Regions from separate parts of the Homo sapiens genome. Here region 2 is linked to region 1. The links are chromatin loops, found by intact Hi-C in ENCODE. Cell type or tissue: adrenal gland. All regions are shown on one strand. Links, peaks and the distances in the headings refer to the core of each region. The heading gives the core; the rest is flanking DNA.

Region 1 (10,667 bases), core at 1,396-9,395:
AGAAACTATGGACAGACCGGATGCAGTGGCTCACCTGCCATGAAGCAGGTGGATCACTTGAGGACAGGAGTTCAAGACCAGCCTGGCAAACATGGTGAAACCCCGTCTCTACTAAAAACACATACACAAAAAAATTGGCAGGGCACAGTTGCGCACACTTGTGCTCCCAGCTACTCAGGAGACTGGGGCACAAGAATCGCTTGAACACGGGAGGCAGAGGTTGCAATGAGCTGAGATCACACCACTGGACTCCATCCTGGGCAACTGGCTTGAGGGAAACTCTGTCTCCAAAAAAAAGAAAAAAGCAACACAGAAATTCCATGTCACTCAGACACAAAATGGCTACTGCAGAACCACAGAGAGGAAAAAGTTACAAAAGATATGCTGTCAGAGCAACTCTTTTAAAATTATTGTTCAAGGCAGCACAGCTTCTCATTGGTCCACCAACTTCAAACCTTGCCATGTTTCAAGACAGAATGAAAGATCTGTGCTCATCTAATGAATCTTTGATAACTTATAGCATTCCAAGCATGTTATATACATATGAGAGACAGACAGACAGCATCCTCTCTCCCTGCAAGAAAGTGAATAAGCCATAAAAGCTAGCCACCCTACTTACTTTCTATGTAAATACAAAAGGCCCAATTTTATTTTTCATCTGCTACCCTAGAAAACTGATTGGACTGAATGTCTAGGCTGCTTCCTTATGTCCTTTTAATAAAGCCAGCCACAGTAAAGAAAACAGAAATTAGCGGGAAGTGCAGAGCTCTTTGCCACTGGGATTCACAGCAGCCTTTGGACAAGCCATTATGGCTGTCTGGCTCCAGCCCTCTTCCCAATAACCACCACCCCCTTTCTCGCCTACCCCACACCACCCTCCAAGATCAAAAGCAGCACTTACTGTTTATAACATCCTGAGCAATCCGGGAATCTCAAGAGGCTTTTGTTGCCTTTCCCACCCCTCATTGTTTCTGATCCAAAAAATGTTTTTTAATGAGACAAGCCAGTCCTGAAACAGTCACACCAGTGAATCCGGCCTGCCTCAAATGACAATCCTCTGAGATGCCTTGTAAGGAAAGGGGAGGGGGGTGCCTCCAGTGAATGTCAGAACAAGAGCATGTGGTTCCCAGCCTGCTCACTCACAGCAACTGCACAGTTGTGGGGCTGCAAAGGCAGCTTTTCTCCAGGTGGTAGCAACCACCACCACCACCAAAGCATAAACAAAAAACAACAAAAACCTGGAAGTTCTTGCTGGACATGGAAACTATTCTAGGTATACGAAAACAAAGATCTGCCTGTTTCATGTAGACAACTATGTGCCTCATCCCCCTGCACCTCACTGCTGTCTCCCTGTCCTTCTCCAATTGCCTACATCTAACATGCTGGCTGGATCCACGTGTCCTCCAGCTGGGCCTTGGAGTTCAGCTTTCTCTTTGAAGTTTAAATACAAATGGAGAAGTCCTATTTGTTTAATCTTTTTTTTTTTGGAAACGGAGTTTTGCTCTTGTAACCCAGGCTGCAGTGCAGTGGCAGGGTTCTCGATTCACTGTAACCTCCGCCTCCAGGTTTCAAGTGATTCTCCTGCCTCAGCCTCCCCAGTAGCTGGGACTACAGGCATGCGCCACCATGCTTTAATCACTCTTATTCTCACAGCTGATATATTCACTAATCTGGAGCAAACTCAAAACCTAGCAACTTCAGTGAACCCAGGCAAACAGACTAGCCTCTACCTCACTGTCCATCCTCACCTCATCTGCTGGAACTTGCAGGCACTGCTGGCCAGCAACAAACACAGGAGAAGAGGGGACGCCTAAATACACCAGTTTTGTGGGAGCGGGTCTGGTATTAAAGAAACAAACCCTGGAGGGATCGGCTCTCCACGCGCCAGCTGTGTGCAACGCCACCCAAGGGTGCATCCACCCTGAAGATGAAGGGTGTGGAGCTAAAACAAACACCCACGCAGCCATGGCATTTTCTGAGATTCAAAATTCTCAACAAGAGAAACTCCAACTAAAACTCAAAAAAGATACTTCAGAACCAGCACCTCCGAGACGCAAGAGGGTACCTTCTGGCAGTGGACTATGGACCCATCAGTTACACGGCAAGCATTCAGGTACCTTTGGGGAAAACTCACCTTTACGGATGAAGTTCAACCTCACTTTCAGTTCAAGAGGCAAGACTCCAGGTCTACTGAAGTAAAAGGTAAAAATTTCCTAGGGAGTTTTGGGGGAAATTACTCTTACCACAATGTCGGTTGAACACCCCAGATTTCAAACAAAACTGTATTTCTACCTGCAAACCTATGCATCACCTTTAAATGACTCTCAGTTACACAAAACCATAACCATAACCACCTCAGGAAATCAAACTATTATCCTAAATGAGACTTGCATTTTCCTGCAAAACAGAAAAAACTGACATGTTAATATTGTCTGTTGTGTTTCAGATCGATTATTTTTCAACTGGTCCTCAGAGCTATTTCTTACCCCTTTCTCAAGGGGATTTCACAGAGGGACAGGAAGAAATTATTTCTGATGAAAAAAAATTCTACTGCTAAATAGATAAAATCAAATTAAGTACATGCAACAAAGTACCATTGCTAATTATAAATAACTGATGGGACAAGAAGCACAAAATCACAACCCATTATACTCAAGACTGTCTACAAAAGATTCATTCTAGACCAAAAGTACACTCATTGAAACCCCACAGCAACTCTATAACAAAGGTACTATTATCCCCATTTTACACAAGCAACTTGAAGCACAGGCTGGCTAAATGACTTGCCCAAGGTCATTCCATAGAGAGCTGAGATTCAAACCCAGGGTGTCTGGCTGTAGCCATCCTATTAACCAAATCATACTGCTTTCAAAGCTGTGTTAAAAACAATAGCAGTGGGCCAGGTGCACTGGCTCTTGCCTGTAATCCCAGCACTCAGGAGGCAAAGGCAGGAGGATCATCTGAGGTCAGGGGTTCAAGACCAGCCTGGCCAACATGGTGAAACCCCGTCTCTACTAAAAATATAAAAATTAGCTGGGCATGGTGGTGGGTGCCTGTAATCCCAGCAATCTGGGAGGCAGAGGTTGCAGTGAGCTGAGATCAAACCAATGCACTCCTGCCTGGGCGACAGAGAGAGACTCCATCTCAAAAAAAATAGCAAGAACAGTCCAAAATTTCTTTACTTCTAACCAGCACAAGCATAAGGACTACTGTCCTCAGCCACAAACCTCACAATGATTAAAGACATAATCTTCATTATGAAACACTCCTAACTGGCCACCTCTGTAGGGTAGCAACTGAATCTGAGACAGAAGCATAGAATCTGGCCGGGTATGGTGGCTCATGTCCGTAACGCCAACACTTTGGGTGGCCGAGGTGGACAGACCACTTGAGTTCAGGAGTTCAAAAACCCTGTCTCTACTAAAAATACGTGTGCCTGTAGTCCCAGCTACTAGGGAGGCTGAGGCAGGAGAATCGCTTGAACCCGGAAGGCAGACAGAGGTTGCAGTGAGCAGAGATCGTGCCACTGCACTCCAGCCTTGGCAAGAGTGAGACTCCATGTCAAAAAAAACCCATAGAATCTGTATTTCACACATGTTTTCAAGCCAGCAGACCCCACTTCAGTGGTACTTTTCGTATTAGTTGAGAAAATACTGAAGATAACATTCACGGGATGAAAAAAAAAAGGAAGCAGGACTCGTGTAAACTGTGTTCTTTCTAATCTTGGTTCCAGCTTATGCCCTCAGTCACTTTAAATCAATCTGAAGACAAAGAATTTGGAAGTCATCACTTACTTCTTCCATAAATTTGGGAGCCCTGAGAAACTCATGTCTGAAATCACTAATGAACGTACTCAACGTATGGACGGCACACTGGGCCCAGTTAGCACACACTACAGGACTTGCTTGCTTCATTAACGCACTTTCCCAGTTCTGCTAACAATTTTAACAGAACTTGAAACAGAACTTGAAAAAACAGAATTGGGCGAAACACCACTCATTTATTTTGGTAACTTCCGGACAACCACAACTTCTAGGGATTTGCAGCCTAAAAGCCACCTGAAGCAGATGAAGATATCTCACTTTTTTGACCGTATCTCATCTCAATTATTCAGGTAGTCCAGTCACACTCTAGATACGTGACTACTTCTAAATATGTAAGTTTTCTGTGTTAAAATGGCAGACTGAGCACTTGACCCTATGGTGTACTGACTGCACTATGATTCCCACAGTAAAGATCAAAGCTATATGAGAGAGACTGCAGTTCTCCAAGACAAAGCAACGGGTCAAATAAATCTTGGAAAGCCAGCTGGTATAGATGGGCATCAACCTTCGTAATTAATCCATCATGGGTTCAAACAGCATTCTAAAGGGACATCTCTCATCCTCCCTAGTCCTGTAGATTGTCTACTACCTGGCATCTGAAGGAAGTTGTTTGCAATAAAAACATGTCTAAACTCTTCTTTCTGGCAGAATCAATTCACTTATACACATGGAGAATTTTTGGACAAGCACGTTGCTCTTCCGTTTCCTTTTGTTCTTCATTAATATACGTATTATTTAGTATGTAAAAATTATTTCTAAGGCAAAATACTATTCAAAACATATTGGTAAGGATGAAATATTCTTCAATTTTAGAAACTGCATAATCCAAACCTGATTTTCCAATACATAAAAATATGGAATGCTTCACAAATTTCTGTGTCATACTTGCATACAGGCCATGCTAATCTTCTCTGTATCATTCCAATTTTAGTATATGTGCTGCTGAAAGGATCACTCTTCTGTATCTTCTGAAAGGCTTTTCTATAACGGCAACCCCAACTAAACACATCAGGCTAAGTATGTGCGTATTTTTTGGTTTTACTGAAGCAGTCGGGAAACCAACAGTAATAAAGGCAATTTATAATATTTCACTAATTATTGCTGCCCATTCATTTCACAGTCCCCAAACCTTCCCTAACCTACAGTGTCTACCTCTGGCATCTATGTACCATGGATTGTCTGTGACACTGTTCCAAGGCAAGTTTCCTCCCTCCTCTCACTGAAGAGGCCTCAACTGTATCTCCAGGGTTCTGTCCGCTTCTATACACAAGCACCAAACTGATTAAACTATGTCTAATGTATGATTTATAACTAGCTCTCAATGTCATTTATTAAAACTAAGCCCTGCCTATAAGAACTCTAACACCACAAATCATAATTTGAATGACAGCAACTTTCAAAATGCCGTTTACTTATTATTCATTATTTTAACAAATACTTAAGTACCACATGCCAGGCACTGTTCCAGGTGCTTGGGGTAAATTTATAAGCAAGAAGATTCACCTCAAGAACAAAAAGAGTCTTGCTCTTCATTTTTTTTAAATTATTGTATTACTTTATATTCTAGCAGAGAAAGCCAAAACCACATAAATAACAAAGTATTTGAAGTAGTGGCAAATGTTATAAATAAATGGGTAATTTGACAGAATCACAGCAGGAGACCACAGGAGTGGGGGAAACAGGAGCCACAGCAACCTGCAGAGTGGATCAAGATTAATTTGAATACAGCCTCTGCCATCCACTAACTGAGCTTAACCTTAAGCCCGTCCCTTTGACCTTATCTATGAACAGCATCACTGTTCATGGCTACCCAGAATTGGAAGGACTCAACATCAGGACACCTTGGGCCTTGGGTCCAGATGCAGTATCCTCTCCCCAAATGAAGAGATAAAAACAAAAGCAGCACCTCCATGAGGGCTTCTAGACAGCCATGGGCCAGCAGAAGGTATAAGGATATTTGGGGAGACACAGGCCAAAGGTAATTACCAATGTCTACTCTCCTAGGCCCAAGGCAGGGATCATCTGCCCCTAGGAGAAGAGGTTTAGATGACAAATGTATTTAAGATCTGAAAGAAATCTCCCCAAGTAAGAAGAAATTCATTTTCTAATAATTGGTGCTTAAAATGCAGTTAACTCCACAGGTTTCTATACATCAGCCAGAGAGTGTTTCCACCAAGACTTCCTGTTCTTTTCCAGATTTGCAAGTCAAAACACTAATGCCACAAGAAACATACACCATTTCTGAATCTGTACGGCACACTGCAAATTCCACAGTGCTCTCAAGGACAGCATGCTGCCGCGGCACCAACAGCCTGCGTAGATGTGAACAGCAACCCTGGCTCGGCTCAGTGTTGGCAGCAGACTTCCCAGAAAAGCTGGCACTCTTCAAAATGGGAAGTCACCAGTGAAGAGGCACAAATGCAAGACCCTGTCTGTACTGCTTGTGCAGTACCTCCTAGGGCTTGGGGAGCTGGGATATGTAGTGACTATGAACCCAGGCTACCCTACCCCAACCTCCAAACACTGGTTCTCAGCCACAGCGCTTTCTTCATACAACTAAAAATGAGATGTTACAGTGTACATACTCAGGCACACACAGACAATAGAATGGGACTTTCTCATCCATGAAAACTGAGATTTTTCCTGTTTCCTTGGGGTGCCATGGCTCCTTGCTATTCTAAGTCAACATATTCTCCCTAACCATCAAAAGGAGATCAGGAAGCAGAGGACAGGTGTAATGTAAAAAAAGCTCCGACGGCAATCCATTAACAGCACTGAATTCTTTTCCAAGAAGATTGTTTAAAAACAAGCAACATAAACGGAAAACTCCCACAGATTTTATGGAAGGCACTATTCTGAAACTGGAGGCTGCAGCTCGGTTTGCGGGAAAGATGCTGAACGCCAGTGTTTTCGTCGGAACAACAAGGCTTGGGTCAGTCAGTATATTTGCTTGTTTTGTCCCCTAGTGGGGTGGTGAGGGGTAAAGGTAAGGGCAGAATCTGGCTGGATCATCTCTCAGTTACTAGGTTCTTTCAGTGTGTGTGAAAGATAAGGTTGCTTTAATGCCCACTTGAGAAAAAGACTACAGGGAATCACGAAAGGACCAGGCCAGGCTTACAGGGAAAAAAAGAAACACAGACAATGAGTGAGTCACAGGAAGAACACAGAAAGACAGAAAGAGAGGAGACTACTGAACCATAACAGGAAGGAACAAACCATACACACAGCCTGGATGAATCTCAAAGCAAAGTGAAGGGATGTAGACACAAAAGTGCTTCCATCTATATGGCATTTACAACAGGCAAAGCTAATCTACAGTGCAAGAAGGCAGGTCGGCGCTGGCATGGGGGCACAGGACAGGAGCACAAGGGAGCTTTCTCGGGTGACAGGAGGTGCATATATTGATGGGATGGTAATACCCAGATGTGTGCAGTTGTCATAAGTTATCACAGTGTACACCTGAAATGGCTGCATGTATAAATTTTACTTCAATAAGATTGGTTTTTTAAAAATCCAAACTGAGGCCGGGCATGGTGGCTCACGCCTGTAACCCCAGCACTTTGGGAGGCCGAGGCGGGTGGATCACGAGGTCAGGAGTTCGAGCCCAGCCTGGCCAAGACAGTGAAACCCTGTCTCTACTAAAAATACAAAAATTAGCCAGGCGTGGTGGCAAACGCCTGTAATCCCAGCTAATTGGGAGGCTGAGGAAGGGAACTGCTTGAACCTGGGAGGTGAAGGCTGCAGTGAGCCAAGATCGCACCACTGCACTCCAGCCTGGGTGACAGGGCAAGACTCCGTCTCAAAATCAAAACTGACTTAGAAAGCTTTTGTTTTTGTTTTTTAAATCTAGAACAGTAGGGGTGCATATGTAGAATGAGCTATGACAATTTTTTAGGTTAAATTGATTTCTCTAGAAAGTAGCCATCCAAATTAAATAAAAGTTAATGCCAAAAGCCACACCTCTGGCAATACAATCCAGGGACCTGGTCCAAATGTGGAAAATTCCCCCCAGTTTCACGTAGTTAAAAGTGACTTATTAAAGAATATTTTACAATACAAACTCCCTTTTGGGGCTTAGGGTATTAAGAGGAAAAAAATTTTTTAAGGAAAATATTACAAGAAAAAAGAAAAAAAAAAAACAGTTACCTTTTTTGCAAGCCGAATCAGAGTGCCATCTGTGGCTTGTGTTAAGGACTTTGCTTTTGTATTGTGCAGAAAGGCAGATCGAATATTTACCTGTGGGAGAGAAAAGGCTTGCTCACAAGTCTTCAGACTTTTTCTTTTTCTTTCTTTCTTGAGACGGAGTTTCGCTCTTGTTGCCCAGGCTGGAGTACAATGGCGCGATCTCGGCTCACCGCAAACTCCGCCTCCCAGGTTCAAGCGATTCTCCTGCCTCAGCCTTCCCATGTAGCTGGGATTACAGGCATGCGCCACCATGCCTGGCTAATTTTGTATTTTTAGTAGAGATGGGGTTTCTCCATGTTGGTCAGGCTAGTCTCGAACTCCCAACCACAGGTAATCAGCCCGCCTTGGCCTCCCAAAGTTTTGGGATTACAGGCATGAGCCACCGTGCCCAGCCTCTTCAGACTTTTTCTAATGTAAAAGTGTACCAGAGAGACTCACCATGCCCAAGACTGGTACAAGGTGGTGTGAGGCTGGTGATGGGCACTGCTAGGGGTTACTGGATTAGGAGCAAGGGTGATATGAATCCTCTAAGATCCCAACTCCTACTGTCACAAGCCCCATTGATACGCCACGCGGAAGGGTCTCTGAGACCAACAGCTTATTAGAGAATTATTATAGCAACTATCTCACTGCCAACGTGCCATGTTAGCCCTGGAACTAAAATACCCGCATCCCAAAGGATGTGAAGTCCTCATATTCACTCTATGACGGTTCCCATTCCCACACAGGGACTGGGCAGGCAGCCGTGAGAAGACAACTCAGGGTGAACAGGGCACCAAAAATTAGAATGAATTCCCAGAGTTGGAATCAGCCACCTCCAGCCCACAAACCAAAGTCAGCTCGGTTTCTGGCACGAAATTATTTACAAGTCATCCTGGCAGGAGTCACATCCAAGATTTATTTTAAGACTATAATCTTGGTCTAAATCTCAACTTCCAGAACTGGGCCACCAAAGAGCCAAGCGGGGATGGGAATTCTGGAGATTGAAATCCCATCTCCTGGAAGATCTCAGAACACTTAGGCCCATCCCATCTCTGCACCTGCAGATGCTTATGTAGAAGGGCATCCCCTTCCCTCCAGAACTACCCAGCAAGAAATCCAGAGGGGAGCATGACCCAGAAACAGGGGAGAAGAGGGGAGGCCAAGGCATTCACAGCCTAGCTTGTGCCATCTTAAGAATCCCTACAGCAGAATTCAGGGCCATCCTTGTTTAATTCAGCTCGCATTTTCCTATGTAAATCACTATTTCTGTTATGGTTGGAGTAATGTGGGAGAGGGTGATGTATTAATGCTATCTACAAAGGGTAGGTTCAACAGACCAGTTCCACTGTGACTAGTCATTTGTAAAGAATATTGATTTTCTTAATTTCATTCCACAAAGAGGCTATGGCAGGAAGTATCATTTTTTCTACTGTTTTTCTTCTGCAGGGTTTTGATAAAAACTAATATTCATGTATTTTTACATAAATCACATGCTTGTTTTGCTCTAACCAGTAGCAGGAGGCAAAGGCATTTGTGCGGCACCTCTGGAAATTAAATTACCTATCTGGAATTCATCTGTTTCACCAGAGACACCCAGCCCCAGCCCATCCAGCCAACCTGGGAAAGCCTCCCTGGCCTTAATCTCATTAAGAGTCCAAAATCCACAGCCTTAAAGCAACAAAGCAATCTGTTTTCCTGCTGCTTCCTTGACTTTCTTCTTTGGAAGAAGAAGCTTTCTAGGTACCATTTTTTTTGTTTATTACAGAGTAATACACGTTTCCTGGAGAAAATATAGATAAGCCTTATCTCCTGAGCATCCATCCCTCTTCCTAAACTCTTCCAAGCCACTTCTCACCTCTGGGCTTTCCACTTTCACTTTGGAACACACTACTGGCCAATCCCATCTTCACCTGGCTAATCCCTGTCCTTCAAGCCTTCTGTCATCCCTCAGTGTGGATTAGTTGCCCCTCCCACCTGTGCCTACACCACCACTTCATTTGTCAAAGCATACATATATATATATACACACACACACACACGTTTATATATGTATGCTTTATATATTATATGTATACATATATTTACTAAATTTTCCAAGATAAGACAAAAAAATTAAACTGTAAATACTGTTTTCTCACTTGCTTTTTTCACTTATTTTATGTCAGTCAACATTCTTGCTACCATTTCATTTTAATGACTGCACGGAACAGACGTTCCATAATTTAACCAATCCCCTATTGGTTTCCATTTTTCACTGGGATACACAGTAAAATACTTACTACACATCCTTGTGGCCAAATTCCTAGAAGCAGGGTGGCTGAGTGAAATGGATGCAAAATATCACACTACTTATAATGTATACTAGATGCTTAAAACATGGAATGTCGATTTTTAAAGACACTAACACAGTCTCCACATAGAGAATAATGAGGCACCTGAAACCTTCATAAAAGAAATAACTGAGGGAACACAGGATTTTTAAGCCCAAAGATGATGAACAATGAGTCTGTTGGATGAGAAATAATGTTTAGTTCCTTCCGAGGTCAAAAATGGAACACAATGAAAGAAATGAAAGAGGTACTCTGTCAGCTAAATTCAAGAGAATGGAATTTTCCCAGAGATATCCAACATCAATCTTGCAGCTACTTAAACTATTCAGGCTGAGACAGGAAGTAA
Region 2 (10,667 bases), core at 937-8,936, 120 kb before region 1:
AAAAGTACTCTATGGGTTTTTAAGGCTTTGAGCCAAGCCAGTAGCAGAAACTCCCAGGGGTGAGACTGGGAAGAATGAGGAAATCAAAACAAGCCCTTCTCCTCATCCAATGAAGCTGGCTTGTTACCCCTCTTCTTTAGCATTTTAACTCCATGACAATTTCTGATCCCCACTCAGTTTCCGGAAACATCCTGAGAAAAGAAGTCCAATCTCTTAAACAGGACTCAAGATAAAAACACCCAAGCTGTGTGTAATTCTGAAGGGCTAAAAGACAAAGACTTCCTGTTCAATTAAGTCCTTCATTAATCCCTCCTGCTTAAGCCCATTTTCCTTGTCTGTAGACAGGAAATGATAAAGCCACAAGGTCAGCCTCCTTCAGTGCAGCTTAAACCCTCCAAAGAAGGCTGCAGCCACATATCCATCGTAGGTTCCTCACAAAGCCTCACTATCTGTTCATTTTTTCTGGATGGCATTACAAAACAGAGGGAAGGGTGATCAAAAGTATAACCAGGAGTGAAAGAAACGGGAGAATAAATTGCACGACATCCTAATAAAACATAACAGCAGGGGTGCAAGTACAGGAGGAGGATAGAGATCCATGCAACAGGCTTATAAACCTCCAACAATGAAAGCAGCCAATGATAAGATTTTTCAGCTAAAAACTTCTTAAATGAGCAATGTCCAAAATCTTATCTTTTACCCCAACCTCAAACCTAGCTTCACTGAGTCCTCTTGCACCAGGAGTAATTAATGGTTGTGATGCTTCCTATGAGAGGCACTGTAGCTGGGTTTGCCTCATTCTCCCCTGTTCCACTGCCTGAACCAGAAAAAGCACCCCCCACACCTTTTTTTTTTTTTTTTTGAGACAGAGTCTTGCTCTGTCACCCAGGCTGGAGTGCAGTGGCGTGATCTCAGCTCACTAAAACCTCCCCCTTCCGGGTTGAAGCGATTCTCTTGCCTCAGCCTCCTGAGTAGCTGGAATTACAGGTACCCAACACCATGCCTGGCTAATTTTTCTATTTTTACTAGAGGCAGGGTTTCACCATGTTACCCAGGCTGGTGGTCTCTTACTCCTGACCTCAGGCAATCCGCCTGCTTTGGCCTCCCAAAGTGCTGGGATTACAGGTGTGAGCCACCGAGCATGGCCACAGTAAGGGATTTCAATGGAGCAGATAGAAGGATACTGTGGAGGGAAACTGCTTCCTAGCTCTTTTCAAGCTATGCTGCCCCCACCACAGGAAGGCAAGCCACCATTGAAGAGAAAGGATAACATTTGCCTAAAGGATCTTTAAAGCGGGGGCTGCCAGGAGGAACCACAATAACAAAGAAGTTGGAATTGTCAGAAAAATACTCACATTTTGTCCACATTGGTCAGAAACAATGACGTGCAGAGGAATCATGGAAATGAACTACATCCTTCTACGCTCTGCAATTCACAGATGAAAAAAGCTACGTACGTACATCTCCCTCACTGCTGACTTCAGCAGAATGTTATGCCAGCCAACTGGGCAAATGCAGAATCATGTTCATAAAGATGTGGGTGACAGGCACTGGGAGGGGGGATGCATAACTACCCTCTTTATAATGCAACTTTCCGATTCCGCCAGCCTCAACATGCCCTAATGGTCTCCCTTTGATCAAAGAGGCATCCATCTTTAACTGTGTCAATCCACTGCCAAACTCCACACTCCCAGCCATATATCAGTCCTGGGAAGGGTTGCTGAGGCTTCTCCTCCAGCAATTTGTAAATGAGAACATTTCCAGCTGGATACTTCAAGTTTCCTCCCCATCCCACCACCCCACAACCCATTTCCAAAATACCATCAAAAAGCAGCCATAGTAACTTCATACCCAGAACAGGCCCCAAGACATTAAACCTGTGTGGGTTTGGAAAACAATACTAACAGACACTGACAAAAATATTCTATCTTCTATCTATTCTGCTAAGGGCCCACTTACCTTTCCAAAAATTCACTTGTTCTTCTTAAGTGGCCTTTCTCCACCCTCTTCTAAGAATTTATTTGTCCTCCCAGAATCGCCCTTTTGCCCCCCACATCCCATTAGGATGGTAAATTCTTTCTTTTTTTTTTTGAGACAGAGTCTCACTCTGTTGCCAGGCTGGAGTCCAGTGGCGTGATCTCAGCTCACTGCAACCTCCGCCTCCCGGGTTCAAGCGATTCTAGGATGGTAAATTCTAACCTCCTCTTAGAGTCACATTTCTTTGTGAACTCAACTAAATCTGTTTTTTTTTTCCCTGTTGCTAATCTGTCTTTCATCCATTTAATTAGCAGGCTCCCCAAAACTGAACTTAAGAGGGTAGAGAAAAAGTTCCTCTTTTTAAAATACGTTTCTTCTATTTTTTTATGTCATACAACTTTAAAAGCAGAGAATGTTACACAAACTAGCACTGCAGATAGACAACCCTAGTAACTAACTAGGTTAAGGGAGGACTTCCACAATGTAAGCGTAAAGGACAGTGCATAAGGAGCTGAGGCCAAGGGTTCATGGTGTGATTCAGCTGGACATAAAAGGGGACAGACCTTAGGGAATGGATAATGAAGGAGACACAGTTTCTGCCTTTCAGGTCTGAACAGGAAGCCTTAGGTTTCATGAAGTGCGACATAATCCAGTCACAGCCTCACAACATAAAGTATGACCTAGACTACACCATGGAGTCAGTGGAGACTGCCATTCCCAACCAGTCCCTGAAACAACCTCCCTCTGGGACAGAAATTGGCTTGGGAACTCAATCATTCACCAAAAGGGACCTTTCCAGGAAGAAAAGATGACCACACACCCCTGTGCTTCCAGGTAGAATCTATGCTGAAGCTGAACAGTAAAACCGTAAAATCACACGGCTGAAGGACAGGGTGGCCTGCAGTCGGGCTCTAAGAAGGACCTGGATATGCTGGGAGGGTTCCATTTAGAGCTCCAGAAGTGCAAGACCTATGTGACCAGGAGAGCACTCAATTGCTCTCTCAGGGAAGCACAGTCCACTTGAACCTCATTCTCCCCTGAACTGAACTCATTATAACTGAATAGGAAAACACAGAATATAAACATTATGGGGGAAAAAAAAAATCACAAGAAAAGCCTTCCAAGCAGGAGTCCACACCACTAGAAACAGAAAAGATTGCTGGGATTTTTCTAATCATGCTTCTCAAACAGGGCATCGCAGGTGGTAGGCAACAAGTGATACAGGAGTGCTGGGAATAGAAGAGCATGGTCCCTTTAAATGATAGGGAAGGTGGGGAGGGAAAAGCTGGGTAGAGGAAGGGCGTGGCCCCTGGCTAGGGCTCTACTCCCAAGACCTAAGTGAGGAAGGCACTTCTGCCTTCTTGCCCAAATGTTGCATTTTCCAAGACCACCCTGATCTGCCACGCCCCCATCCTGGGCCTATGAAAACCTATAAAAACCCAAGACCCTAGCAAGACATAGACACAAGCTGCTGGACGTCCTGAGGAACACATCAGCGGAAGACGACACAAGCGGCTGGTTGTGGAGAGCACGGCCGCAGAAGAGCACTGGCAGGCCAGTAAGCCATCGACCAGCGTGCAGCCCGCCTCCAGGGGAAAACCATCTCCCTTCTGGCTCTCCCATCTGCTGAGAGGTACTTCTATGCAATAAAACCTTGCGATCATTCTCCAAGCCCACGTGTGATCCGATTCTTCTGATACACCAAGGGTAGGATCATGGGTTACAGAAATCCCTCTGTCCTCAAGGAAGGGAGTCTAATTGAGCTAACACAAGCCGCCTATAGACAGCAAACTAAAGGAGCACCCTGTAACACATGCACACTGGGACTTCAGCTGTAAACATTCACCCCTAGAGACTGCTGTGGGGTTGCAGCCCTACAACCTGCCCGTCTGTATGCTCCCCTAGAGGTATGAGCAGCGGGGCACTGAAGAAGTGAGCCACTCCTCCATCGCACGCCCTGAGAGGGGGACAAGAAAACCTTCCCCATTTCAATAGAAACCATAAAATGCAGCAAAGCTTTTCTGTGTTTTCTGCTAGCTTTGGGATTGGTTTGCTCTGTACTCCTGAAGTTCAAAGTTTAAAAAAAAAAAAAATTTGGAATTCATCCTCAAGGCACTGAAACTCCAATGTGCCAAACAGCTTATACTATTAATCTACTCGATTTCAAATTAGTAAAATGTATTTATTTAAAATTAAAAAAATAAAATGTAGCAAAGCATGGCATCATGAGTCATTTCCAGGAATACAGCAGGCCAAGATATTCAAGCAAGTCATTAAAGCCATCAATGAGGTAATAAACAAACAAGAAATTACTGATGGAAATTCTAAGAACAAAAGCTAGAACCCAGACCTACCCAAGGAGAAATGACCCCACTTTTGTGCTTCTGACACAAACAAACCTGAACTTGATTTCCCTAGCACTGGCACTGGGAGGAAGGTGGCATCCTACCACCCTCCAAGCCCTAAAATGGGGCTCTAACAGGAGACAACTTTCTTACATTCAGCTAGGATTCCCAAAGGCTGGATATCTTTCCTGAGAAGTTGTAAAACTTAAGCGGCCCTCACGAGGATTTGGAATATAAAAATCATCTCTCAAGCCCTGAATTTAGTTTAAATAATGTTGGACTGATGATACCCTAAGGTATGTAGCAAAAACATACATGAACCCTCTGTAAGAAGAGTTTTTTCATCTCAGGCCTCAATGAATTCCCCCTCAAACAACTTTTCACATTCAGGGGAAATAAAGCACCATGAGGAAAACCCAGCAGATGTCCAACTGGGAAAATGTCAGTCAGTAATTTGAATCATCAGACTATGTTAAAACAAATAAAAGCCAAGTTTGAAAAACAGGAAACTAACACCTGAAACAGTGAACACTGAAACTACCACTGAACAAACATTGAAACTAACATTTGAGTGTAACCTAACATTTGAAAAGAACCAAACAGAGCTTCTAGAAATCAAAAATAAACTAGCCAGAATTAAGGCTCTCACTTGGCAGTAACAAACCATTTTTCTATTGAAGGAAACCCAAACCTACTTGAGAAGTAGAAAGCAAAAATTTCATGAGTTATATAGACTGCAAAACTTCAAAGTCCTCTTCCAGCAGAGGTTAAGGCCCAAGATACGGAAAGCTGAGAAACACTGTCCTATAGATGAAAATCTTATCTCCTTCTGATAGATGAGGAAACAGCAGATCAAGAAGGGTATTTAGTGACTTGAGTAGGATTAGGCAACTATTAAATACTGCTGGAGAATACACAATAACATTCTATCAAAATACTTGAATTAACACTCCATGGAATTCACATAATGGGATTCTGAGACTCACACTTGGATAAATGAATGGGTTCATTTCCTGTTGTGCCCAGGGGTGTGAAGAGCCTCTGTTGTCATGACAATGAAAAACCAATGCATTCTCTTCCACATTTCACAGTGGTTAAAATAAACAAAGATGACAGCTGACCCTATTTGCCCTTCTAAGAATTTTCTGAAAATCTCTCTCCCCATCAGCTCCTCTAGGGAACTGGCTCCTCGTAATCTATCTATGTGCAACACTCTCTGAAAGATACCACCACCCTAAACAACCCCACAGGCTAAAAATACAACAAATTCCATTTTAAAAGATAAGTCACTGATTGAGGAGTATATGGAATTGTCCATCACAGAAGCATGAATTCTGTGCATCAAGGGACAGCTACAGTATTATTTAATGTCATCTCTCATTCTCTGATCTACAACAAAACTTCGTTTAAAAAATAAAAATAAAAAAAAAAACTGTTAGGAACACAGTGAAGGGTGGAGACAGACTTACGGAGGTACCTGTGTTTTACGGGCAGATTCCCCCACTGGGTATAAACTGTCTCATGCCAAGCTGAAACATGTGAAACCAGGGAAAGTAAAGTACACTGGCACATACATATTCTCAACCCTATTCTACTCCTGACACACACACACACACACACACACACACACACACACACACACACACACACCCTGGAGAGTGAGGGCTACTGGAAAAACTCTTAGGGCCTAAAAGAATTTAAAAAACAGGGGTATGATGGATATTGCATTATTGTCAGCCACAGTATCATCCATTAATGCTAATTATAAGAGAAAAGAACTATCAGGGAGAAAGCACTGTCAAATTTTCCCCCCATATCCCCAAAAGAATGGAGAAAAACATCCCCAGTCCTGTATGATGCAATTGATGTGGGTGGGCAGTAGTGGGTGCATCGACCTGGCCAAGGGAAGCACCATGTATTGCAACCCACAGGAAGCTGGGAATCATCTTATGAATATAAAATTAAAGCCAGCATATGACCGCCTAATACAAAGGAAATCCAAGATTAAATCACATTGTTTGCTCTAATAAGTTGCTTACATCAGGAAAAGACTTTCACTTGGATGACATGCCCTTAGGTAGGATGCACGCCACCTAAGCGACTGCCTAAACTGAAATTATACACACACACACACACACACACACACACACACACACACACAGAGAGACATGGGGGTTGGGGAGGAGGCATGCAGCCAACAACTAGACTATAAATAATTTCAAATAAACCGCAAGGGAAGGAAAGACATTATTACTTTTCTTTCTCTGCACAAGGCAGATGAACAAGCTGAGGAAGGAAACATTTGGGGACACACAAAGGAAAAGGTCCCTATAAGGAAATGGGGCTACCTGGCCCTAAAAATTCTTAACCACAGACATAATCACTGTTCACTTACCCAGCAACTATATATAGAATGGGTGCTTATTATTTAAGGGTAATAATATAATACGTGCTTTAAATCACATAGAGCCCTCGGAGTGGTGCTTATCAAAGTGTGATTCTTCAACCAGCAACAAAAGAATCACTTGGGAGCATACTAGAAATGCAAATTCTCAGGCACCACCTCAGACTTAACTGAATCAAAAACCCTCAGGGCAGGACCTAGCCAGTCTGTGTTTTAACCAGTCCTCCAGATGATTCTGATGCACGCTTACATGTGAGAAATACTGGGTTATAGCCAATGCTATAAGGTGTAATGGTTGCATTTATCAGACAAGGAAACAGAGAGGCTCAGACACTTTTAAGTAGCTTTTAACAGCTTAGATACAAACCAAACATCTAACTTTATTCAAAAACCTGTGCTTCTGCAGCAGGAGAACAGGGTCTGGAGGGAAGGAGCCTAAGGACTTCCTAGAACTAAATCAAACGGAAAAACTGCCAACCTTCTAGCCCAAGTAAATAACTTTGTAACATTCCAAACTTTCCAGCTATGGCAGGAAACTTCACTTCATCCTCTTCATTCACATGGGGCATACACCAAGTAACCAATGGGAAACCTCTAGAGGGTATTTGAACCCCAGAAAATTCTGCAACCAGTGCTACTGAGACACTGGCTTCGAGCCCACTCCCAGTCTGTGGAGCGTACTTTTCTTGTTGTTGTTGTTGTTGTTGTTGTTGTTGTTTTTGAAGGTGAGAGTAGCTGGAGGATGACAGAGTCCCAAGTCTGCCCAGGCTGAGGTGCAGTGGCGCAATCTCAGCTCACTGCCACCTCTGCCTCTTAAGTTGAAGTGATGCCTCAGCCTCAGCCTACCGAGTAGCTGGGATTATAGGCGTGAGCCACCATGCCTGACTAATTTTGTATTTTTAGTAGAGACAGGGTTTCACCATGTTGGCCAAGCTGGTCTTGAATCCCTGACCTCAAGAGATCCACCCGCCTTAGCCTCCCAAAGTGCTGGGATTGCAAACGGGAGCCACCACACCCGGCCTGTAGAGTGTACTTTCGTTTCAATAAATCTGTGTTTTTTTTTTTTCATTGCTTTGTGTGTTTTGTCCAATTCTTTGTTCAAAACGCCAAGAACCTGGACACCCTCCACCGGTAACACACTGGTACCAGCTGAACTGTGGGTCTCAGTGGCTTAGCAAAAGTGCAGGAGCACTACTGAGCACAGTGAGCCTGTGTACCTAACCAGGCATTCCTGAGAACAGGCTTCCTACTGGATTTATTTCACAAGAGATAAGAGTCCTTTCCAGTGGCATACCTTTAGTGACTTGGCTTAAGAGGATTTCAACAGAAACCACAAAACAGACTGCTTCACAGCTCTGATTCAATGTCCCTGAATAAAGGGACAACACTGGAGACAGAACCTCTCTGGAAAAAAATCTATGGGGTCATTATCCAAACTGCCATCTGTAAATTTCTTACAGTGCTTAAATTGCTTCATTGAAAGGGAAAAAGATAAGAGTCTTCAACACTTTCTTTAGAAACTTAATTTCAATTAACTAATTGCAATTTAAAATTATATCCTGGTCTTCTGAGGCTTGAACCAAGAAATGTGAATAATATGTAAAGAGCTTGTTTACACTAAAAGTAGTGGAGGCAGTGGTAACAGCAACACAGAAGGCACAAGCCGTCACTGTCTTCAAGGTGTTTGTCAGAATTATTCCTCATGACCTTCAGAAGGGTAAAGCTGAAGGAGCCATACCCTCCTCTCCTTGGCCTCAAACAATTCCCAAAACCCAAACAGCAGGAAGGCATCGTTTATGAGACATACGGATCGCAGCTGATGGAAAACATCAGCGTGCATTTGGGTTCCTAAATCATTTCAAAACATTAATCAGGAAGACTCACAGCACCCAGTCCTATCTAAGCCATAGATTCCTCATTTAGGGAATGGGATGATCTCACATTCACATGATCTGTAAGGGCTCTATTTATCCCAGCACAGTTCAATTAGGCTGAATTGCAGGAGGCATAAGAAATGATAATCAGGAGAGAAATTATGGCAAAGGCAGTTCAACTCCCTACAAAGGGGAAAAACTACAAGCTCCAGAAAGGCCAAGTGCCAGTCCACATTACACAATGGTATTTGCCGGAACAACAAGCAGATTACAGCCCTGCACGGTACCAATAGTCTACAGGCTGTCACAGTGAATGCAAACATATTTCTTGGGGGCTGAGTAACAGGCTGAACAAATTTGTAACTATGTTCCAGAAAAAGAATGGCTCTGAAAACAACATATATTTAGAAACTGCTAGAATCCCATCCTACACAGTTCCAAGTTGACAGAATAATAAAGTACCCCAAGACTGGTCTGGATCATGTGCAGTTACTCAAAGCAGCCCCTACAGACCATTCATTCCCCCAAGAGTTAGCAGAAGCTTAAGTGGGCTTGGACTGGAAAGCATGCCCCACAAGTCCCACAACCCCCAGGTAAGTAGGCACTGACAAAAGCGATTTCATCACCAGATTATCAATAAGCCCTTCACAGATGGACATCTCACTACACCCGACCCAATGCTTGCTTAGTGCACTTTTTAAATCATATTAGAAAACAATTTACTTAATTCAATAAAGCACCTGGCCTATTATACTGTTATATACTCAACAGAACAGTATTTCATATAAGAGAAGCAACATCTCAAAAGGCCTCATGTATTTCAACATATAATTGGCAACCACATATAAACAGCAGGAAAATAACTCAGTATCAAGCATGGTTCTTGTTTTCTGTTTAAATGTTTTCCTTCTTCCCACATTTTGTATATAGTAAACGAAATGAATTAACATTGAGGTCAATTGTACATACTTGAAATATTCTATAAAGTGGTCATACATGGTATTTTAATGTCACAGAAATTGTCTTGATAACTAAACTCCAGGAAGATAAAGAAGCAAAAGTACATCTTGTACCTAAGGAAAAAACAAAATCTTAGCAAGAACGTCAGATATATTTAATGGCATCCTTATAAGACATTATTTTATTATCATGGACATAGATGCAGAGGTTAAATGTTTTTATATTTGAAAGAGTCCAGAAAGCTGGAGTTAACCCTAAGTTGGCACCAAGGGAAGAACCAGAGAATCTTCATGCAAGAAGATGGAATTTTGCCTTCTCTTGGCATGACTAATTAGAGAGGGCTGCTAGCAATTCAGCAATATTATAATGACGTCTGAGGACTCACAAGCCTGCTGTGAGGCTAGAAATACACACTTCCTTATTACTAATCAGATGTACCAAGGAGTAAAATTTACACGGTACATTTTGGCTTCCCTGTGGTCAGATGTGGAGTTTCTGTACCCAGGGAAAAGAATGTAGAAACGTGTGTGTACATTTCTCTCTCTCGCAGGGCCGGAGACAAAACGGTATGTATCACTACCAAAAACGTGTACTCGGTTCTTTCCTAACACTTCAAAAAAACAAATCCAATGGGTTTTTACTTCAGACACACACACGTGTGCATACACCCCCTCCAAGATGATAGTGTGCAAAAGACCAGAACAATTCTAAATAGGAGTATTTGCCTCTGAAATGTGATGACCCCTTTAGAAATGTTTCCTTTTCAGTGGAGTGCGGTGGCTCAGGTCTGTAATCTCAGCACTTTGGGAGGCTGAAGTGCAAAGATCAATTGAGGCCACCAGGAGTTCGCAACCAGCCCAGGCAACACACTGAGACCCAACCTCTACAAAATATGAAAATGTATGCCAGGCATGGTGGCATGTGCCTGTGGTCCCAGATACTCAGGAGGCTGAGGCGAGATGACTGCTTGAGCCCAGGAATCCAAGGTTGTAGTTAGCCTATGATGACACCATTGCATTCCAGCCTGGGTGACAGAGTGAGACCACAACTACCTCAAAAAAAAAAAAGAACAAGAAAAAGATTCCTTTTCCTAATAGTTGGTTTAGC

The links. Peaks named below come from ENCODE experiments on the same cell type or tissue, not always from the same donor. Only the 100,000 strongest peaks of a DNase experiment are listed, where the experiment ranks them.
Region 2: a loop joins it to region 1, with 1.8 times the contacts of the local background. A loop is called at or near these places in 18 of 110 quality-filtered maps.

The regions. Positions count from the first base shown.
Region 1 is chr6:15,309,032-15,319,698 of GRCh38, reverse strand. The region is part of intron 1 of JARID2 (jumonji and AT-rich interaction domain containing 2); the gene reads right to left. It also overlaps the pseudogene RNU6-522P. Among named protein-coding and RNA genes, the nearest start is that of JARID2-AS1, 66 kb to the right of the region's middle. RefSeq lists enhancers at 1,802-1,891, 7,103-7,172 and a silencer at 10,587-10,667. In adrenal gland, for the core only: no CTCF peak of the experiment used is centred there; no DNase peak of the experiment used is centred there; H3K27ac peaks cover 2,285 bases.
Region 2 is chr6:15,429,227-15,439,893 of GRCh38, reverse strand. All of the region lies in intron 3 of JARID2 (jumonji and AT-rich interaction domain containing 2), which reads right to left. Among named protein-coding and RNA genes, the nearest start is that of DTNBP1-AS1, 110 kb to the left of the region's middle. RefSeq lists an enhancer at 935-1,004 and a silencer at 6,899-6,948. In adrenal gland, for the core only: no CTCF peak of the experiment used is centred there; no DNase peak of the experiment used is centred there; H3K27ac peaks cover 547 bases.